Linked DNA regions of Homo sapiens: region 1 is linked to region 2. A link is an interaction called in ENCODE POLR2A ChIA-PET data of the cell type or tissue named here. Cell type or tissue: GM12878. All regions are shown on one strand. Links, peaks and the distances in the headings refer to the core of each region. The heading gives the core; the rest is flanking DNA. Region 1 overlaps TERF2 (telomeric repeat binding factor 2). Region 2 overlaps CYB5B (cytochrome b5 type B).

Region 1 (4,000 bases), core at 1-4,000, 54 kb after region 2:
GTTTCTCATGAGGTTACAGTCAAGCTGTCAGCTAGGTTTGCAGTCATTTCAAGACTCAACTGCTTCCCTACTCACATAGTTGTTAACAAGACTCACTTTCCTACTGGCTGTTGGCTGGACACTTCAGCTCCTGGCCTCTTCACAGATAAGGCTGCTTGCAACATGGCAGCTTTGTTTTCCTACAGCAAATCATGCAAGAGAGCAAGAACCCAAGGCAGAAGTCTCATTCTTGTAGAGTCTAATCTTGGAAGTGACACATTATCACTTCCACCATATGCTCTTGGTCATACAGACTAGACTCACTCTGGTAGAGTGTGAATGGGACTCCGCAAGAGGTGAGGCGCATTGGGGGCTGCCTTTGAGGTTGGCAACCACAATTACCTTGATCTCCTAGTTGTTAAATGATATTATTTCATCCATCTCTTCAATTTACTTTGTAAAAGTTTCTCATTTACAGTCACGGAATCTGTTAATGATCGGGAAAATTCTACAGACGCCTAGGTTCAGTGAGCCTTGCTCATGCATTTAAGCTTTGTAAAGTGCCAAAACAATTTATTTAAAAGTATATTGAATCTTTCGCAAAGTTTATCAAGTAAGTTATTTGTTAAGTTAGAACCCTCAGTGCATGGTCTAGGGATCTCTGGAGGTCCCCAGGACCCTTTCAGAGAAGCCATGAGGTCAAAACTGTTTTCATAAGCAGAACCAAAACATTATTTGACTTTTTCAATGCATTGGCATTTGCATTGATGGTACAAAAGCAAGGATGAGTAAAATGGGTGATTCCTTAGCGTGATCAAGATGGTAGTAATTGTACTAGTAGTCATTGTATTCTTCACTGCCACAATTTTTTTTAAAACTACCAATTTTAATTAAGAATGTTAGTCACAGTTGTTTAAAAGCTCAGAACTCCCATTAAAAAAAAATTTAAAAAAGAATGTCTTTGGTAAAGCAGCAAAAACTGGATGAATTTTATTAACTCTAGAGCCTTGAGTAAACATCTTTTCAGGATTTTGTGTGTTGAAATAGAAAGTATGGGCCAGGTGCAGTAGCTCATACCTGTAATCCTAGCACTTTGGGAGGCTGACGTGAGTGGATCGCTTGAGCCTAGGAGTTCCAGACCAGCCTGGGTAACATAGTGAAACCCTGTCTCTACAAAAATACAAAAAATTAGCTGGGTGTGGTGGTGTGCACCTGTGGTGTCAGCTACTTGGGAGGCTGAGGCAGAAGGATCACCTGAGCCTGGGAGGTGGAGGTTGCAGTAAGCTGATATCATACCTCTGTACTCGAGCCTGGACGACAGAGTGAAGACCCTGTCAAAAAAGAAAAAAAAAAAAATAAGAGGAAGTATGACTAAAATGTTTCTGCTGCATACCAAAACATGATGGTTACCAGGAAAAGCACTTGTGTTATTATTAGAGTTGCATGCTGAACTAGCTGCTTTTTTATGGAATACTATTTTACCTGAAGAACAACTGACAAATTACAGTTGTTCACACTTGGGTATTTGGCAGTCATTTTCTTGAGAATGAGTAAAGCAAACCTGTCACATAAAACAAGTGACAGTATTTGTTGCCAGTGATAAAGTTTAAGCTTTCTAGTGAAAAACAGAATTTTGGAAAACTTGTATTCATGTGCTTGATAGCTTCCCAATACTTAGTCTTTTCTGAAGATTGGTAATATTAACAACTGACATTTAAAAAATATTTTTTAGGCTGGGCGCGGTGGCTCACGCCTGTAATCCCAGCACTTTGGGAGGCCAAGGCAGGTAGATCACCTGAGGTCAGGAGTTTGAGACCAGCCTGGCCAACATAGTGAAACCTCGTCTCTACTAAAAATACAAAAAAAATTAGCCAGGCGTGGTGGTGGGCACCTGTAATCCCAGCTACTCGGGAGACTGAGGCAGGAGAATTGCTTGAACCCGGGAGGAGGAGGTTGCCGTGAGCCGAGATCACACCACTGCACTCCAGCCTGGGAAACAGTGAGACTCCATCTCAGAAAAAAAAAAAAAAAAATTAATGAATGTGTCAATATTTGAAGATCTTCATAACTCAGTGAACCAGTATTTTCCAGATGACCAATGCATGATGTTATGAAGTCATCCATGGATGAAAGATCTATTTAAACTACAAGATAGACTGATGGATTTTTTTTTTTTTTTTAGACGTAGTCTCTCTCTGTCGCCCAGGCTGGAGTATAGTGGCGTGATCTCGGCTTACTGCAAGCTCCGCCTCCTGGGTTCAAGCAGTTCTACACCTCAGCCTCCCAAGTAGCTGTTATTACAGGCGCCCACCACCACCCCTGGCTAATTTTTGTATTATTATTAGAAATGGGTTTCACCATCTTGGCCAGGCTGGTCTTGCACTCCTGACCTCATGATCCACCCGCCTTGGCCTCCCAAAGTGCTGGGATTACAGGAGTGAGCCACTGCGCCCAGCTGACTGATGGATTTTAATGTGACAGATTAAGAAAAGTTTACTTACTGCAGTTTCGTGTAGAATCAAACAAGAATAGCCACAGTTTTCTGAAAAAGCTATTAAAATACTCCTCCATTTTCAGCTTCGTATGTGTATAAAGCCAGATTTTTAAAAATGCCTTAACCAAGGGTAGGGCATGGTGGCTCACACCTGTAATCTCAGCACTTTGGGAGGCTAAGACGGGTGGATCACTTGAGGTCAGAAGTTTGAGACTAGGCTGGCCAGTATGGTGAAACCCTGTCTCTACCAAAAATACAAAAATTAGCCGGGTGTGTGGCCCGAGCCTGTAATCCCAGCTACTCGGGAGGCTGAGGCATGAGAATCGCTTGAACCCAGGAGGCGAGGAGGCTGCAGTGAGCTGAGATCACATCACTGCACTCCAGCCTGGGTGACAGAGCAAAACTCTGTCTCAAAAAAAAACCCCACTCTACCAAAATAACACATCACAACAGATTAAATACAGAAGCAGTTATGAGCATCCAGCTATCGTCTATATTAAACCAGATATTAAAGAGATTTTCAAAATGAAAAACAAATGTCACCCTTCTCATTAAACTTTTATCTTAGTAAATGCCGTAATTTTTCATAAGGATGTTATTTATGTTACCTTGTAATTAGTTTATTGTTATTTTCTAATGAATTAATAAATATTTAAAATTTTCTGATTTATGTTTCTAATACAGTGAATATCAGCAAATATAACCTACATAAACAGAAAGCTCTTTGAGGGTCTGCAGTAACGTTTTAAGAAGAATATAAAAGAATCCTGAGACCAAAAATTTGAGACCTGCTTCTGCAAGCTGTTAATTATATCAAGACTATATTTGTTTTCTCCTCATAACTAAAGGAGAGATTGATCTGTTAGGTTTCTTTAGAGAACAAGGGGTAGCAACACGTATAGCATGTCCTTGAAGCATTTATATGTTGCTTTTTACTATGCGGCATTGTCCCCTGCAGCTTTGGCAACAGCAGCTTGATGTTCTTTGAGGGCCTTACCCCATTTGGGGTGCTTGTATATCAGATACACTCTGTTAGAACTTTACATTTGAAACAAAAATATTTGTTGAGGCTTTTTAAACATTGCTGCTTCCCAGAACAGCCTTGCTTCTTTTTGCATCTGCTTCTTTATTCTTCAGTTCTGTGAGTTTGGTCTTCTTCTCTTCCTTTGTTAATAAATGTGCTTTCTGGCATTTCTTCCCAACATAAACCTACCTTACCTATTTTGAAAATCTGTGCTTGGAATTTCCCTTTTATTTAACTTATCCAGAGACCATTGATATTGCTTATACCCTAGAAACCTTAACAAATACGTAAGAGAAGAAACTATACTTACTTCTGGGAACTGCCAAGTGAAAAAGCAGTGATTCATCTTTTTAATTTCCCCCCCCCCACAGGAAATTAATACATAGTTTTAAAAGATAAGCTCATAGCACAACCTTTGAAGCAGACTTCTTCATTTCAATTTGAAAGCATTCATATTTCCTTTCTTGCTTCACACATTAAATATAGAAGGATATGTGTTCCAA
Region 2 (7,812 bases), core at 1,711-5,710:
TATTTGCAAATCATATATCTGATCAAGAATTAATATCCAGAATATATAAAGAACTGTAACCTAACAATAAAGACACTCCAATTTAAAAGTGGGCAAAGAGCTCTCTCGCTCTCTCTCCTTCTCACATTCAAATTTACAAAAAGGCAAAGAACTCTAGTAGACATTTCTTCAAAGTAAATACACAAATGACCAATAAGAAGATGAAAAGATGTGCAATATCAGTAGTCATTCAGGAAATGAATTCTGTCAGAAAGGGACTCCCCACACCAAAAAAAAAAGAAATGAAAATCAAACCATAACGAGACACCACTTTACACCTGCTAGGATGGCTACAATTAAAAAAAAAAAATCGAAAAATGGGATCTTTGTACATTGCTGGTGGGAATATAAAATAGTGCAGCTGCTGTGGGAAACAGTTTGGAGGTTCCTCAAAAAGCCAAACATAGAATTTCCATATGACCCAACAATTCCACTGTTAGATATGTCCAAATGAATTAAAAACAGATTCACACAGATACTTGTACACCAATGTTCACTGCAGCATTGTCCACAACAGCCAAATGGTAGACAACCCATGCCTATAAACAGATGAATAGATACACAAAATGTGGTATATACATAAAATATTATTCAGCCTTAAAAATGAATGAAATTCTGATACATACTACAACATGAATGAACCTTGAAGACATTATGCTAAGTAAAATAAGCCAGATACAACTGGACAAATATTGTTGATTCCATTTATATTCTAGAGTAGTCAAATTGATAAAAACAAAAAATAGAACTGTGATTACCAGAGGCTGGGAAGAGGGGGAAATAGGGAGTTATTTAATAAGTACAGAGTTTCAGTTTGGAGTAATGAAAAATTCTGGAGATAGATGGTACTGATGATTGCACAGCAACATGAATGTACTTAATGCCATTGAACTGTATGCTTAACAATTAATAAAATGGTAAATAAAAATAAAACAAAACACATTATGCTAAGTGAAAGAAGCCAAATACAAAATGACAAATATTATTTGATTCCATTTATATGGGGTACCTAGAACAGGCAAATTCAATAGAGACAGAAAGTAGATGAGAGGTTAGCTTGAGTTTGGGGAGAGGAATACGGAGTTATGGCTTGATGGTTAGAGTTTCTGTTTGGAGTGGTAACGAAAAAGTTTTGGAAATAGATGGTGGTGATGACTGCATAACAGTGTAAACGTAATTAACGCCACTGAATTATACAACTAAAAATGGTTAAAATGGCAAATTTTGTTATCTATATTTCACCACAATAAAAGAAAGAGTAAAGTTAGGTTTATATATCTATAATTAATATAAACTAAAAATGTGCTTTTGTCTGAATCCTAACAAAACAAGATAGAAGTGTATTGGGGGGGTTATGCTCAGTAGTCTAGATTAGTTGTCTGTACTATTCAAATCTACTAGACACTCAAAAATTCCTCCCTACTTTTTATTAAGTAAACCTAGTAAGACAGTAGATATTTCCCATTTTTTTCTAGGATTTGCTTTGTATTTAAACCTCTTGTGAATTTGCAAAAAAACATTCTTCCAACCTGAATAGCCTTTGTACTTTAACACTAATGGACTCTTTGTCTACTTAATATTAATATTATGTACGCAGTTACACAATATTACAAATGAAATGTTTCAAATAAACTATACTGCAACCGAAATTATAAACTGCCAAAAAAGATGAAACAATGATTGTGATCTATTCATTTCTGTCTAAATCAAGCAATAATAATCAAGTGAAATACTTTACAGCTACAAAGGAAATTGTGTAATGTCCTCTTGTGAAAAATTTTATCCAGTTCAACTGTCCAAAGAATATGTGATAGTAGGGGAAATCTACTGACTTTTCCTTAAGTTCATTTACTTTACTAAGTATTTTTGGAGAGCAGACAGAAAATCTATGTTTCAACAAAGAAGAGGACAAATTCCTTATGGAAAATAATACTTCCAGATTACTAATTCTATGGAAATAGGGGACTGATGGGCAGAATAGAGGAGAATGTGAAGAATGGCAGTTACAGAATAAAAATCTTGTTGGAAAAAAAATTACACAAATTATCTGTAGGTGGAAATTCCATAGTGATGTAATAAAAATATAACAATGGAGATATACTAGAGATCACCTGACATGGAAAATGAAATCCAGAAACATTAAGATTGAGGAAGTGCAAAATTAGGCCTAGTGATGAAAAGGGGGTCCTCTAGCCAAACACATTACCTCATCAAAATAAAACATGGAGGTTAAAATTTTAGAGAAGACAAAAACTACTTCCTAAAAAACAGTCTGCAGGGCAGAGAAAGATAACAGACCTGGGGGGTGAACAGGAGGAAACGGTGCAGGTCTATAGGTATTTGCATTTGGGTTAGAATGAGCCTGATAAGAAAAGGCTGTCACCTAAGAGAGGCAAACCAGCTGGCTGCCAGGAATGGTGTAACCTTGGCAGGGTCTGAAGTTCAGGTCTGCAGATCCAAACATAACTTGACATCCTTATCCCCCCAGACGGGGTCCCACTGCACTGATTCTCACAATGCCATATGTACCTTCATGATATTTATGTATCACAATTGCAATTATTTATTTAATATCTTTCTTCTCCATCAGACTAGATAAACTCCATCGGGAACAGAGACCACGCCTGTCCCATTCATGGCTGTTTTAGAACACAGCATGGTGCCTGGAACATAATGGGAGCTGGGAGTGAGCACACACACTGCTCACAAGCGCGAACACACATGTGAGTGCATGCCATGCCCCCGGGCAAAATGAATAAATAAATGAAAGTAGATTCCTTGATCAGGTCACCTCACCTGGGCAGTGATAGAGGTTAAATTCTGCCTCATCTTATTTCTCACCTTCCCTAGAACTAACCACTTGGAACCACTCTTGGCAGAGAGCATTCTTTCTATAAAATTATAATGTTAGGCCAGGCACAGTGGCTCGCTTCTGTAATCCCAGCATTTGGGAGGCTGAGCCAGGAGGATCACCTGAGGTCAGGAGTTTGAGACCAGCCTGACCAACATGGGGAAACCCTGTCTCTATTAAAAACACAAAAAATTAGCCAGGTGTGGTGGCGGGTACCTGTAATCCCAGGTACTCGGGAGGCTGAGGCAGAAGAATTGCTTGAACCCGGGAGGCAGAGGTTGTAATGAGCTGAGACCGCGCCACTGCACTCCAGCCTGGGAGACACAGTGAGAGTCCGTCTCAAAAACAAATAAATTAATTAATTAAATTTAATTATAATGTTAATTCCACTGGACAGGCAACAATCAACTTTCTTTTGACCAGCCTTGGAGAAGTACAGTAGGAATTATTAGTCAAATGCCAAAGCTTTCAAGAAATACCCTGGGATTGTACCAAATAGAGCCTGCATTCTCAGGCAAGGCCACTCTATACCTCACACAAGAATTACTTGGGCACAGATCTTCCCTGCAAATCCAAGTCATCTAATTTACCTTTCAATCCTTCAAAGCACTTGCCACTTGGTACTCAAAAGATGCTGCAGGAAACAATGCAATTTTGTATTAAATGCAATTTTGTATTAAAAACAAAAATAATCACTAACACTTATTGAGCTCTTTAAGCCAGGTAGTATGCCATAATAAGTCTATATATGCATTATTTAAATTACTTGTCACAACCACAACTACCCTGTGAAGTATGTGCTATTATCTCCATTTTACAGAGGGAAAAGGGCCTTTACAGAGCTTATTTCCACAAGGTTCCACAACTATTAAGTGGTAAAGTAGAAAGCTCAACCAGACACTTGGACCCCAAAGCTAATACCCAGCCACTAGAAAAAAATGCTTTCAAGTCAAAAATAACAAACAACCCAATTTTACAAAGGGCAAGACCAGATACTTCATAAAAAGGCATATATAAATGGCCAATAAGCCCATGGAAAGATACAACATCATTAGTCATCAGGAAAATGCAAGTTAAAACCACAATTATATACCATTACACACCCATTACAATGATTTTTTTTTTTTTTTTTTTGAGATGAAGTCTTGCTCTGTCACCCAGGTTGGAGTGCAGTGGCGCGATCTCAGCTCACTGCAACCTCCACCTCCCGGGTTCAAGCGATTCTCCTGCCTCAGCCTCCCAAGTAGCTGGGACTACAGGCACCTGCCACCACACGTGGCTAACTTTGTATTTTTAGAAGAGATGGGGTTTCACTATGTTGGCCAGGCTGGTCTCGATCTGCTGACCTCGTGATCTGCCCACCTCAGCCTCCCAAAGGGCTGGGATTACAGGCGTGAGCCACAGCACCTGGCCAACCACACACCCATTAGAATGGTTAAAAGTAAAATAACTGACAAATACAATGTATCAATGAAGATGTGAAGAAACTGGAAAACCTACATTGTGGTGGGAGTATAAAATTATATAAACACTTTGGAAAATGCTCTGGCAGTTGCTTAAAAAGTTAAACAGACATATAACCTAGTAATCTCACTCCTAGCAATTTTACTACTAGGTATTTGCCCAGGAGGAATAAAATCATATGTCCACACAAAGATTTGTACATGACAGTTCCTAGCAGTTTTATTCATAACAGCCCCAAACTGGAGACAACCCAAATGTCAATCAACAAGTGAATGGATAAACAAATTTTGGTATGTTCACACAATGAAATCATAAGTTACAAATCACTGATAACACAGAAAAAATAGATGAATCTCACAGATATACTGAGCAAAAGAAGCTAGACAGAAGAGTACGTACTATAGTGTTAGAAATAAAATGAGTGTGTATGGGGACAACACTGGTAGAAATGTTCTACAGTTATGTGCCACATAATATGGTCAACAATGGACCATATATATGATGGTGGTCCCATAAGATTATAATACCATATTTTTATTGCACCTTTTCTATGTTTAGATGCACAAATACTTGTTACTGTGTCACAACTGCCTACAGGTTTGTACAGGTTTATAGCCTAGGAACAAGAGACTATACCGTACAGCTAAGGTGTGTAGCAGGCTATACTACCTAGGTTTGTGTAAATATACTCTATGATGTTTGTGAAGGGGTAAAATCAACTAATGATGCAGTTCTCAGAATGCACCCTCATTGTGAAGTGACCCATGACCGTATATTGATTGTGATGGTGATTATACAGATGAGACATTTGTCAAAACTCACTGAACTCTACATTCAAAATCTGTACATTTTATTGTCCCTACATTTGATTTCAATTAAGTTGATTTAGAGAAAAAAATGTGACAGCAAAATATTGAAAAACCCAAATGTTTATCAATAGGATACTGCTTAAATAATGATCCATATAATAAATCCTATGCAGCTGTGGTGAAGGAGGAGGAGGGATGCCAGTTATTGCTATGGAAAGATCCCTGAGATACACAGTTAAGTGAAAAAGGCAAGACACAGATGAGTGTGCATAGTATGTTATCTTTTGTGTAAAAAAAGAGAAACTACATTCACTTTGGCTTGTACAGGCAAAAAGAAACTAGAGGGATACACAAACAATGGGAGTTAACTTTAGGAGGCAGTGAAACTGGGCAGAGGGGAAGGTGGCTTTTTACTATATACCTGTTTGACCTACTTAAAAAATGAAAAAAATTACCTAGGTTCCAGGAAAGGGGTATCTGTTCTAACTTCCCTATACCACATTCCCAATCCTTCCAAATTATATTTAAAATGTGAACAAAGCTATAAAACAGACCTAATTCCATACTCTGCAGCCATGAAAAACATTGAGGCAGATCCTAGGGTACGGTTAAGAGTACAGGCCACAGGCCGGGCATGGTGGCTCAGGCCTGTAATCCCAGCACTTTGGGAGGCTGAGGCAGGCGGATCACCTGAGGTCAGTAGTTTGAGACCAGCCCGGCCAACACGGCAAAACCCCGTCTCTATTAAAACTACAAAAATTAGCCAGATGTGGTGGCAGGTGCCTGTAATCCCAGCTACTCAGGAGGCTGAGGCAGGGAGAATCGCTTGAACCCGGGAGGTGGAAGTTGCAGTGGGCTGAGATCGCGCCATTGCACTCCAGCCTGGGTGATAGAACGAGACTCTGTCTCAAAAAAAAAAGGAGTACAGGCTATAGGGTCACAGTGCTTGATTTCAAATCTCACCTGTGCCACCTAACTTTATGACTCTGTGAAAGTTACTCCTCTGCTCCTGTTTTCTCACCTCTAAAACAGGTTGTTGGGAGGCTTAAAAGAGAAATTACATGTAAAGCACTTAGAATAATAAGCACTCAATAAATACTATGACGACTACGAGGGCAAATCAACTAATAGAATACTATGACTCTATTTCTGTATATATTTGTACATATTTGTATATATAAGTATATACATGTTTGCACATATAAGTATATGCACGGAAGATGTAGTATTCAAACAAATTATTGGGATTGAAAGAGTTTAGCCTACCCTAACTTAAATGTGTTCAGAACATTTACGTTAGCCTACAGTTGGGCAAAATCATCTAACATGAAGCCTATCTTACAATAAAGTGCTGACTATTTCATGTAATTTATTGAATACCATACTGAAAGTGAAAAACAGAATGCTTGTATGAGTACTCACATATCACTTTCACACCATGGTAAAGTCAAAAAATTTTAAGTCAAGCCCTAGTAAGTCAGGGACTGTCTGTAAATTGCTTCAATGTCATCCCTCATCTTCAAACATGTCAGTGGTTTTCTATTACCTTTTGGATCAAATCCAAACTACCTACCAGACCTTGCATGTCCTGGGTCCCGCCTAGCTCTCTGGCCATTCTTGTCCTTCATTCACTATAGACACAGCTTCTTTCAGTCCCACTAATGTGCCAAACTCTTGCTTGACTTCAAATGCTGCTGGAATGCTCTTTTCTGTATTCTTTCCAAATCAGGTTCATGACCATCAGCTCAATTAAATGTTATCTTCTCACAGAGGCTTTCCCAGATCACTCTTATTAAATTAAATCTTTCCTGATTTTTCTTTCTCAACTCATTTGTTTTCTTCATAAAAGTGCCATAATTTAAAATTATTTCATCTGTCTGTTTTTGTTTTGACTCCTCTAGAATGGTAGCTTCAAGAAGGCAGTATCATGGGATATTTTCGTTTTGTTTGTTTGGAGACAGGGTCTCGCTGTCACCCAGGCTGGAGTGCAGTAGTGCTATCTCGGCTCACTGCAGCCTCGATGTCCTGGCCTCAAGCCCTTCTCCCACCCCTGCCTCCTGAGGAGCTGGGACTACAGGCTCATGCCACCATGCTCGTCTAATTTTCGTATTTTTTGTAGAGATGGGGTTTTGCCATGTTGCCTAGGCTGGTCTCAAACTCCTGAGCTCAAGTGATCTGTCCACCTTGGCTTCCCAAAGTGCTGGGATTACAGGCGTGAGCCACTGCACCCAGCTTTGTTTTGTTTTTAAGACAGAATCTCACTCTGTCGCCCAGGCTGGGGTTCCATGTTTATGTTTATTTTTATACACCACCAGGGCCTACTACTATATAGAACTTAACAAATATTTGTTGGGTTAATAAAATGTTATCCCATTTATGAGATGGTTCCTAAAGTAATATTCTCATTTATGGTGACAGTTTCTAAAAACACATATAGGCCGGTGCCGTGGCTCACACCTGTAATCCCAGCACTTTGGGAGGCCAAGGTGGGCAGATCACTTGAGGTCAGGAGTTCGAGACCAGCCTACCTAACATGGTGAAACCCCATCTCATAAAAACTAGCCAGGTGTGGTGGGAGGGACCTGTAGTGCCAGCTACTCCAGAGGCTGAGGCAGGAAAATCGCTTGAACCCAGGAGGCAGAGGTTGCA

What was found. ChIA-PET counts read pairs that join two places held together with the same protein. Peaks named below come from ENCODE experiments on the same cell type or tissue, not always from the same donor. Only the 100,000 strongest peaks of a DNase experiment are listed, where the experiment ranks them.
Region 1: POLR2A ChIA-PET joins it to region 2 with 6 read pairs; 14 of 35 experiments call an interaction of 5 or more read pairs at or near these places.

The regions. Positions count from the first base shown.
Region 1 is chr16:69,378,815-69,382,814 of GRCh38, reverse strand. All of the region lies in intron 3 of TERF2 (telomeric repeat binding factor 2), which reads left to right. Among named protein-coding and RNA genes, the nearest start is that of TERF2, 5.2 kb to the left of the region's middle. In GM12878, for the core only: no CTCF peak of the experiment used is centred there; no DNase peak of the experiment used is centred there.
Region 2 is chr16:69,431,075-69,438,886 of GRCh38, reverse strand. All of the region lies in intron 1 of CYB5B (cytochrome b5 type B), which reads right to left. Among named protein-coding and RNA genes, the nearest start is that of CYB5B, 10 kb to the right of the region's middle. RefSeq lists a silencer at 2,312-2,361. In GM12878, for the core only: no CTCF peak of the experiment used is centred there; no DNase peak of the experiment used is centred there; H3K27ac peaks cover 471 bases.